2 separate regions of the Homo sapiens genome follow, and region 2 is linked to region 1. A link is a loop called in an ENCODE intact Hi-C map of the cell type or tissue named here. Cell type or tissue: thyroid gland. All regions are shown on one strand.

Region 1 (8,000 bases):
TGGCTCACATCTGTAATCCCAGCACTTTGGGAGGACAACGTGGGCAGATCGCTTGACTCCAGGGGTTCAAGACCAGCCCAGGCAACATGACAAAACCCCATCTCTACAAAAATTAGCCAGGCATAGTGGTGCGCACCTATAGTCCCAGCTAATTGGGAGGCTGAGGTGGGAGGATCACTTGAGCCTGGGAGGTCAAGGCTGCAGTGAGCTGTGATCATACCACTGCGCTCCAACCTAGGTGACAGAGGGAGACCCTGTCTCAAACAACAACAATAAAATTTGGGGCTTAACTGCCCAGAGAAGCCCAGCAGGTGAGGCCAGGTTTTAAAAATAGATAGCCCAGGTCCTCAGCCGGGCCACTGGCTTGATTCTGCTTTGGTTTTGCACACCAGGGTCTCTTTCTTTGTTACTGAGGACGGTTAGGAGAGAACTGGCTCATGTCCACCTGCTTGGTCAGGAAACAATTTTAGATTGGTGTGTTTGGGGTGGCCAGTTGAGTGAATGGCTGTAGGCTGTGTCCCAGGCACTACAGTCACATTTGCAACAATTCTCACATTGGCAGTCTGCTGCTCATGACGAAGAGACGTGTCTACACCTGAAAGCAAAACTTGGCCTGCAGGGTGACCACCTCATTCTGGTTTGCCCAGGAGTGTCCTGGAATCCCCTCAGTCCTGGGAGAACTATCTGGTTCTCATTTGGAACCAGGAGGCCCCAAACCCATTCAAACTAAAGAATCTTCAATGGAAATTTAGTTTCCAATGAGAATCGTTCCAACTAGATATTCCCCAAAATGCTAGAATTTAAAATAGCAGCTTCTACATCTGTCTCACCTGGCTAAGCACCCTAAGCTGCTGCTGGTCTAAGGCTTGTCTTCTGACACAGGGGCAAACACACAAGTAACGTTGTGCACTACAGGATCCATGACCACATTCTCCTTTTGAAGCACCACTATTAGATCATTCGGTCACAGAAAGCATGGTTTGATTGGAATTAGAACTCACTGCCTCCTCTGGTGAGTTTGATGCTTGACAACGATGTGCCATTTTGTCACATCAAAGAGGTTCACCTGGTGACATCTGCCATCTCTGCTCATGTTTGCTTTAACATCACACTTCTCCCTGGAAAGCACACTGTTGCCCTAACTGTGCTATCAGAAATCCAGTGCTGAATATAGATCTGAATGTCTATGTCTCAATACGTGATTCGCTTATAGGAATAGCATTTTGTAAAAAATGAGCCTGACACTTTTTGATCAGGCAAAGGAAATGTTTAGGGATGGAGTCAAAGAAATGTTAAGAACAGCATAATTTTGTCACTGTCTTTTGGAGCATCCCCATCCTCATGGCCAGCTGAAAACCCCCCGTCACTCTCAGATCTGCGCTCTCCTTTCTCAAGGGGTTGGCCGTGCTTGAAGTCACAGGAAAGCAAAACTTCAAAGCTGGCTTTCAAGGTCAAGAAACCAGGCGGCACTTGCTTTAATGAGAGAGCTGCAGTCAGGAGGAAGGGGCTACCTGGCCACAAGGAAGCGATCACACTTGTTAATCAGCCTGTCAGGCTGGCGGCCGTGTCCTTCGGCAAAAGAAAATGACGGCCCAACTTGAGACTTTCAACCAGGAACCTGGGATGTTTTCTTCCCCCTTTGGAGGAGCTGCTGCTAGTTCATCTGGCTCAGGGAGTGACAGGGTGATTATAATTTATTTTGTCACTCAGGAGAGTATTGTGACGGGGGAAAAGACAGAAATGTACTGTGTGGAAGCCCCAATGCGTGTCTGTCATATAATTACCCTTTCTCTGCTGTCTGGAAACACAAGACAAGCCCGGATAGGAAGCTGCATGAGCTGGTGAAAACAAAGTGGTGGACATGGAGTCCAGTGTGTGGGACTGCATAAGAGGAGAGGCACAGGCATCACCCACAGGCAATTGGAGCAGGTGCACTGAGGCCCACCTGCTGCATGTCAGCCCTGGGCATAGCATTGGTATGTGACCCAGGAATCCCATTCCAGCAAGGACCTCCAAGGCGCATTGAACAGGGAGCTCAGAGGCAGTCGTGGAAAATCTCCAGGCACGTTGCTCAGTTGTTCATTCTTCTTGGAAGACAAGGTACTGGTGGCTCTGGTCAGTGTGGAATGAGGCAACACTACAGTGAATGGCAAGAAGCCAATTCAACCCAAAGAACACTGATGAGGACCTACCGCGTGTCAGACACTGGGCTTACAAAATGAACACAACAGTCTATACCCTCCAAGAGCTCACATCTAGGACCATGTGGCCCATCACAAAAAGATAGACAGTTCTGAAATAAAGAGGTTCCATCAACAGCAAAGTTTGGTGAGTGCTGCAGAGAGACACCCTCTCTTGGAGATTGATGCTGTAAGCGTGCTTAATAGAGGCACTGAAGAGTCCTCTGGGGAAACCTTGCTTTGCGGTGTTTGCCACGTATTTCCCAAATCTGTTTCTCGACTGAATCTATGGAGCCAGAGTTCCTCGGAACCAATTTAGAGAATGCTGGTTTAGGAGGTTTATCCAGCCTTTGCAGAACACAGAAGTAAGGAAACCATGATCCAGCCTCCAGGGGAAGGTACTGGCAAGAGCCAAGCATTGCACTCAGCAGATAGGTTGGGGTTCAAAGTAAAGCCTGGTCTTAGAGGCCGACTAGAGGACCACGTGGAGACATGGTGTAGACTACAGAATGTGTGTGTGCACGTGTGTGTGTGTTGTTGTGATATCCACAGTAGAAACCCAGATCTGCACACTAAGACCATGGGCAGGGTGGGAGAAGGGACCCGGTGAGAGAGAGGGCTGTCCTGCGACCCTTTGTCCCACATTCTTTGGACAACTTAATCCTAGTCTCCTGTATCTGAGGCCTTTGCCTGCACTGCCATAATTGGCTCAGAACCCAGGACAGAGTTGGATAATGCAAGGCTTCCTCTCTGAACACTAATGTACTAGGCACTGTACCAAGTTCTGAAAATAGGTCATCCCATGAAATCCTCACAACAACCAAAGGGGAATGTTGAAAACAGGGAAACCGAGGCTCAGAGAGAGATGAATAATGTGGCCACGGTCACGCAGCTTGAAAAGACTTGAACCCAGATACGTCACCTCAGAGTCGTTGTCTTCAATGCTGCAAACCTATTTACATAACTCAGGCACAATGCGGTTCCCTCAGAGGCGCGATTTCCTCCAGAGTAAATCCAGTGATGCATTCGTGTCTGGGTGAAGACAAACACGGGGCTTAAGACCGAGTTCACCTGTTCCCTAACAATCCATTAAAATAAAAACCATTTTCTGTGTATGCTTGGGAATATTCCAGGATAATTTTGTGTTACATCATGTTATCCAACCTGTAAACAAAAAGATATCCTCAGTGAATTTCCTGATGAAAACTAAAGACTCATCAACCTGAAAGGTCTTTTTTTTTTTTTTCTTCCTCTAATCATTTTAATGCATATGTCAGTTGCAAGCCATGATGACTTCATTTTTATACCTTCCATGACTTCAATTAAAGGCAGATTAAATAGGGCACAAATCCAATCAATCGAGCATTCATTAGACATTAACTAAGTGCAAGGCCCTGGGTCAAGTGTACTTAACTGGAGACTGGTGTGGAATTGATGGGGTTAAGGCCTCCTCCTATGTCTTTGGCCACATGGAGCTCCCTTTAGCATGTCCCTGGGTAAGATCGCAGGCCTGAAATCTGCCTCTGATTTCTGATGGGGATATCCTTAAGTTTGCCTAGATCAGGAAGTTTAATATGTGTCACATTTCACATCAGTTTCCATAGACTGTGAGTGGCTGCCTAGACCACTGTTGGATAACACTAATTCTGTAGCATGTCAATGGGAGACAGAGTCATGCTGTTCCTGCTGTCTTCCAGAGACAGGGGGGCTGCATGGGCCAAGAATGTTCTTTTCTGAAGCTGAACCTTGAAGCTTGCCCTGAGACCATCTCACAGGGCAAAGAAGCTAGGTGGATAGGAAGTGCACCTTGAAGCATGTGGCCGGATGGCACCATTGGTGAAAATAGCTGAGACTGCCTAACAAATCAATCCAACCTTGAGGGTGGCCAGATCTTCGTTGTTTATCTGATCAATCAGGCCTAATGACTGATACTCTGATTCCAGTGGTGGGGGAAAAAAAACTGGCTTTGATGATTAGAGAAGCATTGCTATGGAAGGAAAAGGAATTCTGGGTGGTGGTAAAACCAGATGAATTCTATCTTTCCTTTAGGCTTCAGTGTTTTCTTTGTATGACTATTCCTGCTGCTTTGTTGAATAGACATCTGCGGCTTTGATCTCTTCCGGTTAGGTCACACTTTGTGAGTCCAGACAGATTCAAAATCAGAAGATGGGCCTTATATTTGTAGAAGACTATATTGGGATAAAAAGTTATGGTTAGGCAGGATGCCCTAATCCAAATGTGGTAGCAATACAATTGCTATTGTCAATCATCAAAACCAGCAGGCATGTTTTTGTTGGTGCTTATAATTATGCTCTTTGTAAATTAAATTTTAATTGCCAAAGCAATACATTCACCTTGTAAAAATAAACAAAATGTTATAGATGAGGCCAACATCTTTCCCGATGACCATGCCAAATCCCAATCCCCTCTCTTCTTCTCCAGATTTAACCACCATTACCAGGGAGAAGTTCTCCTTATAGAGTTGTTCTATGCACTTATAAACTGTACCTGTAAAACATGTGAATAAAGTATTGTGGCATGTTCTGTGTGTAAGCATGTTCACAAAAATGGTATCACTATCCCCCTGTGGGTAAGGAAAGTTAAAACGTGCCACATTTCACATCAGTTTCTGTATACTTCAAGTTGCTACCTAGACCACTGTTTGAGAACGCTGATTCCATGACAAGGTCAATGGGAAACAGAACCATGTTGTTCCTGCTGCCATCCAAAGGCAAGGGGGCTGCATGGGCCAGGAATGTTCTCTTCTGGTGCTGAACCCCAAACATTCCTCAACCTAACATTTTTACTAATTAATATATCTTGAAGAGTTTCCCACATTAGAACCCATTAGATCTACAGTCTTTTTAAGCTGCTGCAAAATATCTCAGTGTGAGAATACTATCATTTTGGCAATTCCCCTGTTGATGAACAGCTAGGCTGTTTCCAAATTTTTCACCTTGACAGATAATTCAGCTAGAAATTTATTTGCACAGATCCCTTGCGGACACGTGCAGTTGTTTCTGAAAGTAGATGCCAAGGAGGCGAAGGCATTGTTTTTACTCTTTGCTGCCCAATGGTCCTTGACAATGGATATACCAGTTTCCCTTTATATCAGCTGCATGGGAGGGAGACCCATTATCTGACACCCTTATCAATCATTGACATAATCCAACACTCCACATGCTTGTTATAGAATCAGGTCCTATTTGTATGACTCTTGCTTGTTTGTGAGTGAACCCAACCATGTTACCCTCATTTTATATTGGAAGTCCCTAAAATAACACGGCTGCTACATAGTAGGTACACATTAGTGTTTGCTCTCATTCCCTTTAACTGGAATGCCTTTTTGCTCTGAGGTCCCTTTGACTTGTTCCTGCCTACTCTCTTCTTACGGGTCCTCATCAGACACCTTTGTGCAAACCCCAGACTAGATAAGGTTGTTCATCTCTGTATTCATAATGCCCTCTCTCAGTGTGCCTGATAAGTCTTATTGTTTGTTATATATTTATCTCTTCTACTGATTTCTGAGCTCCTGCACACCCAGGAGCATGCCTCTTTGTACTCCTGTTTCCCCAACACGCAGCCCAGGCACATGGAGTTGGCATTGAATCAGAGCTTTAAAAATGAAGGCCATGGCTAGATGGAATCTTGTAATCCCAGCACCCTTGGAGGCCGAGGCAGGTGGATCAGCTGAGGTCAGGAGTTCAAGACAAGCCTGGCTAAAATGGTTAAACCCCATTTATACCAAAAATACAAATATTAACTGGGCGTGATGACACACAACTGTAATCCCAGCTACTTAGGAGGCTGAGGCAGGAGAATCACTTGAACCTGGGAGGCGGAGGTTGCAGTAAGCCAAGATCACGCCGCTGCACTCCGGCTTGGGTGACAGAGCGAGACTCTGTCTAAAAAAATGAATGTCCCTGTCACAAAGCCACATCCACAGTGGAATGAAAGCCCCTGAAAATAAACAGTGTATCACCAGAGGGAAAAATTAAGCAGTCACTCTGCTGAACAGCAAAGATGTTTTCTTCTTTATTTCAGGTCTTTTCATGGAATGAAACAGAGAGGGAAAGGAGGAAGAAAAGCTGAAACATAGCAAAGCTTGGGAAATACTTTTCTTTTTTAATTTGGAAAGTGATGGGCACACTGCTGCACTGCTATTGCCCAGGTGGGGAAGGGGCTCTGGCCGTTGTTGACCCATTGATAACCATTCCGTGCCTTTCTGTCTTGCCCCGGTAGGCACCACAGTGATGCGGATGACAGCCTTTGATGCAGATGACCCAGCCACCGATAATGCCCTCCTGCGGTATAATATCCGTCAGCAGACGCCTGACAAGCCATCTCCCAACATGTTCTACATCGATCCTGAGAAAGGAGACATTGTCACTGTTGTGTCACCTGCGCTGCTGGACCGAGAGGTGAGCTGAAAAGAATACACTTTCTTTTTCACGAGAATAGAATGTGGCTTTCATGCAAGGGATGATGTGGGGCTCCAGTCAGTGGTTTTTTTTAATACTGTAAAGGCAGAAATGAGGTGTTTACCATGTTTTGGTGGGGAAAATCTATAAAGGGAAATGGGATATTATGTGACCCAAGAAAACACGTGCTCTAAAAGGCTAAAGCGCCTGGAACTGTTTGTATTCACTCAACCTGATGCCTATTTCCTCAACAGCCACTTATTCTCTAGGCCCTGGTGATTCTAGACTCTGCCTCTGGCCCCTGCTTTAATGCTAGAAGGGAGAGGGAAGGACAAGGGAAGGAGGGGAAGGGAGGAGAGGTGGCTTCATCCAAGATCACACAGGCTGTCCTTGTTGCAGAGTCAAATGCCCATGACTCCTTTCTCCAACCCTTTGCTGCAGGCATCCTGCATTCCCCCTTGAACCCCTCTCTTCCTCCATCTCTGTTCTCATCCCTTTAGGCTTTCTCCGTGAAATCTCCCCCGTCTCCTGGGTCACATGTCACAAACAGGTGACCCCTGGCCCAGTCAGTCCACATGCCTGCTCTTTCGTTTTGCCTGCAGTGTTTTACAGCTTTTAGAATTAGTTGTCATATCAAAATATTTAGATTTCACGTTTCTGTTTTAAAAATGCCAATTTCCAGTTTTTCTGGACATCAGAAATCCTGGAGACATCAGGTCCACTTTCCACATGTGCACTATCGGTGGTGTGAGGTGTGATGCTCCAGTGGATCCAGGGTCTGCTGTCCCCTTTAGATGGGACATGTGCTCCCACCTCGATTACGTTTCCACGTGCATGGGCCCCTCTGGTCCTGCCCTTTCCTGAGTTTGAGGTCCACCGTGTAGCTTACCATAAGCTACTTTAAGTAGAAGACCCTCGCGGACCTCCAAACACAGCATCCTTAAACCAACTCGTGGATTCCTACCCATCCTTCACTCTCCATCCACCCTAAACCTGCTACCATTCTGGAATTCCCTGCTCCTGACATCATCCCACAGGCGTGGGGCCTTGGAGTTGTCCTTGACCTTCTGTAAGAACCATCAGCTCCACGTAACTGCTGGGCTTCCCTCGGGGGCTCTGTGCATTTCCCCCTCAGTGTTTTTGATGAAATAAATCCATGGTTCGGAGTGTTGTTTCCTCTGCTTTCTCCTCTCTTATGTGCTATAGTTTCTCAAGAGATTCTGGATTACATCAACCCCTTCTAAGAAGCTGTCCTCATCCACCTGATTCTTCCACAGTCTTGTTCTTCCTCCCATCTCTGACTACTCTTGCCTGTAGCCATCATATAGCAGTTGGCATGTGCTAATTAGGTTGTCATTTGTCTCTGAAGAAGATTCTCTTTCTCTTGGTCTAGACCTGA
Region 2 (8,000 bases), 230 kb after region 1:
TGGTTGCAAGCCATGGAAACCAAACCTTATGAAGAGAAGAAAACACATATGCAGGCATGTGTGTGCACACACACACAAGACATAGAGAAGCAAAGAAAAATAGGATGAAGCAAGCTTCAGGAATGCCGGAAAAAGCTGCTTCAGCGATCTAGGTTCCTGGGATGAATGGATGATATTTTTAGGCTCTCACGATCAGGACAAATCAGCTCCAAGTATTTTCCATCCTTATGTCTCTCTGAAAACATTGTACGCTCCCAGCATATTAAGTCCTGGGTGGCCTGTCTTGAGTCGGACTCACTTCATCCCTTCACTATAGGAGAGAGAGGCACCATAATGGAAAGTCTCAGCAAGGCTACATGAAGAATGGGGTAAACTCATGGGAAAATGCAGGTGTCCCCACAAAGAAGGAGAAATGGATAAACAGCACATCTACTCTGGACATTTGCAGGACTAAGAAGGATACAAGATGGAAAGCAGAATATGGGTGTACTGTTCCCGCTTCCCAATATGCCATGCATGTTCACGCTCCAGAACTTGACTGTCAGTCACTCTTCCTAAAATATTTCCCTTCCTGCCTCCACCCATCACAATCCTGTTGGTCTTTCTAGGTCAGTTTCAAATACTGCATGGTCCGTAACACTTTCGGTGAGTAGGAAGTAATCTCTTTCTCCTTGAATTCCTCCATTCTATTTTATAACTTTCTTAGGCCATTATTACCTCCTTCTTTGTCTTAGCCATTTCCATTTTGCTTTATCCAAACATTTCCAAACACCAGGCACCTTCATCTCCTGTAACCTATCTGCTCTCTGTGTACTGTCATTCACTGAATGCTTTTAAGTTGACTTTAATTTGACTTGTCTTTCTTTTAACTTAGCAATAATATCTGTGATATGCCAGCTATATTTTTACCATTCACTTTAAAACAAATATTATTGAAATGTTTAAAATAATTGCTGATCCCCTGTTCTACTACTCTTCCCTATTCTGGCTGAGTTCCTATAAGACAGAGATCAGCTCTTAGATTCCCCGTGTATCATATCCCTGACATGCCGCACTGTGCTATTGATCTGGTGGCCGTTCAATAAAAAGTCATTGAGTGAACAAATAGAAAGCGAGAAAGAGGGAAGGAGAAAGAGTGAGATGAAATAATGAAGTTAAAGTGAACTGAGTGGGACTCATCTTTGGTGAGAGACCCTAAAGGCAAAAAAAAAAAAAAAAAAAAAAGAGCTGGGAAAGTTGAATTTTGAGGAGAAGGCAAGAATACTTTATTTTCCTTCTACCCTAATGACACCTTCTCTTTGGACTCATCCTCCTGTGAGTTGGCAAGGGGAATGGGGAGCAGCTTAAGCAGCAGCTGCCACCATGACCATTATTCCCAAGCAACTTGCCCAGGGCACCAGAAGGCATGAGCTCCATGTTTCCCAGCCAAGGCTCTTCCAGCCAGCAGTGCTGATGGGAAGAACAGGCAAGCCAGAGTGCCTTATCAAGTGCAAGACTCACCACCCATAGAGGATCCACCCAAAGCCACCGGGAGAACCAACACATCCCTGCAGACGACAAAAGCGTCCTTTTGCTCATGGCCACATGCCTTGCAGCACAAGCTCCTCTCAAATACTTCCCAGGACCTCACCGTAAGGGACAGTCAACCAGACGTGTGCTTCCACATGTTCTTCAAATGTGTTTTTCATTTGCTTGGGTTCAACCTCATTATAATGGCATTAGCCAGAGGAGGTAGCATGGTGGTTCAGGTTTCTGGAAGTGGGGTTAAGCCAGTCCTTTCACTTTCTTAACTGAAATTCCCCAACGCCCTTGGCTTACTCACCCCTCAGCATGCTTTGTTCTCTTTCTGTCTTTTTCTGTCTAGGTTCTCTATCATGAGTGTCCTCTTCTCTGAATTCATAGCCTTTGTGGCCTCTCTTCCTGCTAACCATGCTAGGCTAAGTAACGCCCACACCGCCTCCACTCCCCAAAGCTGTCCACATCCTAGTCCTTACCTTATACAGTAAAAAGGACTCTGCAGCTATGATTAGATGAAAGGTCTTTAGACGACCTTAGATCATCAGGATACACCCATTTTCACCATAAAAGTCCTTATAAGAAGGAGGCAGGGCCAAGCGCGGTGGCTCATGCCTGTAATTCCAGCACTTTGGGAGGCTGAGGTTGGTGGATCACTTGAGGCCAGGAGTTCAAGACCAGACTGGCCAATGTGGTGAAACCTATCTCTACTAAAAATACAAAAATTAGCTGAGTGTGGTGGCATACACCTGTAGTTTCTGCTACTCAGGAGGCTGAGGCAGGAAAATGGTTTGAACTCAGGAGGCGGAGGTTGTGATGAGCCAAGATCATGCCACTGCCCTCTAGTCTGGGCAACAGAGCGAGACCCTGTCTCAAAAAATTAAATTAAAAAATAAAAATTAAATTAAAAAATTAAAATGGAGGCAGGAGGGTCAGAGTCAGAGAAGGAGATGCAATCACAAAAGCAAGTCATTGGAGCCACATAAGGAAGAATCCAGAGGTCAAGGAATGCAGGCATCTCTAGATTCTGGAAAGAGCAAAGAAACAAATTCTGCCCTGAAGATTCTAAAAGGAACACAGCCCTGCCAACATCTTAATTTTAGACTCTGACTTGTGGGACTATAAGAATAAATCTGAGTTGTTTTAATCCACTAGGTCTGTGGTCTTTTGCATAGCAGACACAGGAACCTGAGATATTAACCTTCATCTACTTTCTCTTCCAATCTATGAGGGTTCCCCCAGCGGACTCCCTCTATAATCAGTACGGTCCATTCAGCATTCATCCATGCACACCCCAAGTTTTCCACTCTAGGGGTGCCGTGTGTGCACCATTTGAGAAACACGGCCTCTGCACAGGAATTGCATCATAATCATCCTTGCATCCACCATGTTGCCCACATGGGCTTTATACATAGCAAACACCCTGTAAACATGTATTTAATTGCATAGAAAGCCAGTATTCCATTGCCATCCACAGTGAGCCTCTTAAAATACATTCTTCATCAGACCCATTTATATTTGTCCAGAGCTAGTCATGCATGATGGTAGGAGAATGAAATGAATAATTTTATTTTTGCCATCAGGAAGTAAACATTTTATTCATAGACTTTGTCATCCTGTGTAATAGGGTCTGAGTATTCACTCTGCATTTTAGAACATCAGACATATGGAAAATCTATTTGATGTGTAGTTCTCAGTTCCTGACCTTATGTCTTTCTCAGTTCATTATTTCCACCTCTCTCTAGTCATTGGATTTGTAGAAAGAACAGAGATATTTAAGAAACATTATTCATTCCTTCAGAGTCTTGGATTTCTCCAAATAGTCCAAAAAATGGCCTATTTTTAGATGATTGAATTATACTAGAAAGGTGGTGATCTTGCCCCCAGATGACATTTGTCAGTGTCTAGAACATTTCAGGGGGTGCGAGGGGAATGCCACTGGCATCTAGGGGGCAGAGGCCCGGGTTGCTGGTAAAGTTCTCACAATGCACTGGACAGCCTCTCTGCAACAAGAATTATCCAACCCCAGATGTCAGGGGGGACAATTGAAGTTGCCGCTTCTCCACTCTCCCCAATTAGAAGTATCTGCTTAGGTGGAGAAATCCTGGGCTGGAACAACAGGCTGCAACTTGGCCAAATGACCTCTGATTAAAAGCAAGAGAGCTGGCTTAAAACCTGTTCAAGGCCATTTCGAAAAACCTGGAGGCTTTCCCTGACTGCAAGCTTGGTCTTGGGCAAAAGTGCCTTATGACTGCTAGAAAAGCTAAGAGCATCTCAAAGTTCAAGTGCTGGCATGGAACTTGGGCTATAGCATTGCATGCTGGCCTTCTGCATTCCTCTTGGTGCCTCTTTTTAAGAGGGATGTTGGCAAATTCAGGTGTGTTCAAGGGAGGCAACCTGGAAAAAAAAAAAAAGAGTGTTGCGGGGAGCTGAAGAAGGAGGACTCTGGAAGCACAGAAACCCAGATTCCTCCAGCCCTGTTACTGCCACTTAGCAGCCATAAGACCTCGAGAAATTGACTCACCATCTCTAAACCAGAGTTTCCTTGTCTTGGGAATTAACAGGAAGATTGTAATGAGTTAAAGTTCATGTGTGAAGCGCTTAGCACCGTGACTGCCACCTCTAAGCACTCAATAAACAGGGCTGTTTATGCTTGTTATTCGGAACGGGAGAGGGCTGCAACTCGGGCACCTGAGGCACAATGGGAAGTGCTGGAGCTGGAAAAGGAATGAGTGATGGACAGACTCGATCATCGTTGTGTAGCATTTGAAGGAGGCTGTCTCTGGTGGGCTGAACTACGATGAATGTTAGCAAAATTCTACAGGCATACTGGGACTCAACCTGGGGAAGCCCCGCAGGCTGCTCAGCATGGATCAGTGATCCTCATTCTGGCCACCAGCAGAGGTGCCTTGCTACACGCCACCACCTTGGGGCAGGTGCCACTGGACAGTAGCCTGCGTGGACAACTAAAGCTGTCCCTTCTCCACTCTCCCCAGTTAGAAGTATCTGTGACTTCAGATGCAGGGAGATTTTGAAGCTATCCCATTAGAAAGTCAATAGTCTGCCTACCTCATTCTTTAGCAAGGATGCCCCATAATTAATCAAGTGGGCTGAAGGAATAAAAGCCTCCTGTGCTCATTGCATTCTGTGAGCAAACAATAGCGGGAAACAAATGCCAGACGGGCTGTGGTAGGCATAACAGATGACATAGTAGGAATTGGTTTATCTTGGCATCTTGGGGGGCTTTATCTTAGTGTAATCAGTCAATTAGCAAACTTTCCTAATGGCTGAGAGGCACACTGGCTAGCATGTGTGTGGTTGTTTGTTTGTTTGGTGTTTTGGGGTTTTTTATTTTTTGGTTTTTTTGTTTTTTGTTTTTTGTTTTGAGAAAGGTCTTACTCTCTTACCCATACTGGAGTATAGTGGCGCAATCTTGACTCACCACAACCTCTGCCTTCCAGGCTCAAGCGATTCTCGTGCCTCAGCTTCCCAAGTAGCTGGGATTACGTGTGCATACCACTACCACCTGGCTAATTTTTGTATTTTTAGTAGAGACGGGATTTCACCATGTTGGCCAGGCTGGTCTCGAACTCCTGACCTTAAATGATCCACCGCCTTGGCCTCCCAAAGCACTGGGATTACAGGCGTGAGCCACCACACCCAGCTGGCCAGCATGTTTTTAGGTGCTTAGTAGACATTGCATTCTTTCTCCAGGGTTGCCATAACAAAGTACCATAGACTGAGCAGCTTAAGTAGCAGAAATTTAATTTCTTACAATTCTGTAGGTTAGAAGTCTGAGATCAAGGTGTTGGCAGAGTTGGTTCCTTCTGAGGCCTCTCTTCTTGGCTTGTAGATGGCTGTCTTCTCCCTGTGTCCTCACAGAGTCTTCCCTCTCTGTCTGTCTGTGCCCTAATCTCTTCTCATGAGGACACCAGTCATATCTGACTAGGGCCCACTATAGTGATCTCCTTTTAACTTACCTGTTTAAGACAATCATACTGTGAGGTGCTGGAGATTAGGACATCCACATATATATTTGGGGAAACACAATTCAGACCAGAACAGGCACCACTAAAATTTGGCAGCACCTTTTAAAAGGGCCTTGAATGGAAAGGAGAGAACCTGTGGTTTACAATAGCCGCCAGAGCACTGGGGGCTCTTGCGATCTCATGAGACCAAACTCCAGGTCTAGGCACACCTGGTTTGGGACAGGCCTGCTTTAGCATTGAAAACAGGATCTTTGCCCAACAGGAAGGTTGGAGAATGAGGCATGCATCTAAGAAAAAAATGCAAGCAAAATAAAAATTCCCACATATTGCCTTAATTGTCTTTACAGAAGGAAATATCCCAGGGCAAGAATCATCAGGGCATGCTCTGCGCCCTGCATTTGATTTCATGTTTTCAGGAGCACCCCTCAAGGTCTGGAGAAGCACAGGTGCTGTACCTGTACAAGCCAGCAAGGCAAAGAGGCCTGGTTGCAAGATGTGAGGCAACATTTTATATTTTACTTATGTTATTCAATTTGTCTACACATCTATCCTTTTCTGGAAAAAGACCATATTGCCACTTGAGTTTCAGTATTACAGACATTGTTTTCCTCTAAGTGACTAGACTCTCTGTTTAGCTCGCCACACAACATCATATCTGCCATGTGCTGTCACACACTAATAAAAGCATAGAGGAGTATGTAAAACAGCATTGCTTCTCTAAAAATTCAGCCCTATTAAGTTTGTTGGTACATCACCTGGATTTTTATTAAAGTAGTAAAAATGTTCCGCAAAGTGACTTTGAAGTAACAGTACGATTCTGAGCCACGTTAAAGAAATGTTAAGGTGGAGAGCTCTGTTGCTTTCAAATACTAGTATAATTCTGGCCAAATATCCCTGTTTAAAATGATCTGAGCACTTTAGGCCTTTTACTAATGTATGGATTATAGTTCAAGCCAGTAGCTAGGGAGCTGTGTGTTTGAGCCTCCATCTCTACCACCTAGCAGCAAACAGATCAACCTGGGAAAGGAGCAGCTGCCTGCACTTCATTCACTGAGGATTCTTCCAACCCTCTCTCCGTCTAACGGGCTGGGGTCCTTCATGGACGCATTGATAGATGACAGTGTGCCAATCCAGCACACACCAGAAATGGTTACTCCACCAGGGAGCTCACCTCATCTTCTGCCATTGGCCTCCCACCCCACATTTTTCCAATGAGGTTCTTTGAGTCCGACTTATTTTTGACAAAGCCACACTGGTTTGTAATGAGCATTGCATTCTTTTATACAGAGTTGGGGAGGGAGGGAGATTTTGAAGGGGGAAAACACGAACCAAGTAGGTAGATATTTGCATCTCTCAACTTTTCTCGTCACCAAAAAAAAAAAAAATTTCCTCTTCAAATTTGTAGGTAAAAAGACGTGTTTCTTTAACTTTACCTCTCACAAATGGTATGTTCATCTATCGGCTGGGACTCTTTTAGTTAAAAAGGAAACCTAACTCAAACCAGAATGGGGGTGGGGAAAGTGAATTGATGTATCTCACATAACTGGGAGATCCAAGGGTGGATGTGGTTTTAACCAGAACTCGATCTGAGGGTTTGTGGGAAATATTCAAATTAGAACAGTTAAGAGCAGACACCAGCCAATCAAAACAGTCCATGCCAGTGACGTCAGCCCTGCATGTGCCGTCAGGGTGGGGCTATCAGGAATCTCTCTCCCTCTTGACTGCCTTCCTCATTGTCAACATTACTCTCAAAGAGGCTTTGGTCAGGTTTCAAAAGGCCAGCAGTAGCTCTGGGTCTACAGCTCCCCAGCTCTGCACCCCAGAGAAATGCCTGTCCAGTATTCTCCAAAATTCCTGGGCTCATGCTCACTTGTCCAGAGTAGATCTCTAGCCCACCCTATACCCATCGCTGGCCACTGGCCCCATCCAAAACTCTGGGGCAGTGAGTGGAGGGGGGGCTGCCCTACGCCAAATCAGGTGGTCTTACAGGAAGAAGTGAAAATAGATGCCGCAGAAGCCACAACAATCCCATCCACTGCAAATCACACGATAGTAAATGGCACTTTAGACCCCTTCTATAGTTTCCAGAAATGTAGAGAGGATCACGTTGCTTTAGTGTCTTGCCCCAAGTGCTATTAATATCCCTGTCCCTAAAAGATTGATTTTTATTATCGGTAGAAATACTTAATAGAAATGAAATCTACGCTCTCGGTCATAGATAGCTGGCATAAAAATTAAACAAAACACTGTGAAGCATACTTCTGAAGTGACCGCATACCTAGCTATGCTGCCCCAGTGAGCTCAAGTGTGTTTTCATTAGGGCATTTGGTAAGCCTGGGGGAAACTGTTTCTGCCCCACAAAGGAATGTTCTGCAAACATTCAGTAACTAACCATGTGATGCTTTCTACCTCTGTAACTAAAGCTAAAGACTTTTACCTATTGACTTGGATTCTCAGCTATCAGTAGGAGGGACAGTTTCAAAACATTGTCTATAG

What was found. Peaks named below come from ENCODE experiments on the same cell type or tissue, not always from the same donor. Only the 100,000 strongest peaks of a DNase experiment are listed, where the experiment ranks them.
Region 2: a loop joins it to region 1, with 2.2 times the contacts of the local background. A loop is called at or near these places in 1 of 110 quality-filtered maps.

What each region holds. Positions count from the first base shown.
Region 1 is chr16:83,480,055-83,488,054 of GRCh38, forward strand. It overlaps CDH13 (cadherin 13), which reads left to right. Exons shown (of 14, transcript NM_001257.5): 7 at 6,423-6,601. Among named protein-coding and RNA genes, the nearest start is that of MIR3182, 24 kb to the right of the region's middle. In thyroid gland, no CTCF peak of the experiment used is centred here; no DNase peak of the experiment used is centred here.
Region 2 is chr16:83,706,635-83,714,634 of GRCh38, forward strand. All of the region lies in intron 10 of CDH13 (cadherin 13), which reads left to right. LOC124900603 (a long non-coding RNA gene) reads right to left here and starts at 1,201. Exons shown (of 3, transcript XR_001752385.3): 1 at 1-1,201. RefSeq lists an enhancer at 3,393-3,562. In thyroid gland, no CTCF peak of the experiment used is centred here; DNase peaks (open chromatin) are centred at 3,757, 7,197 and 7,827; H3K27ac peaks cover 2,990 bases.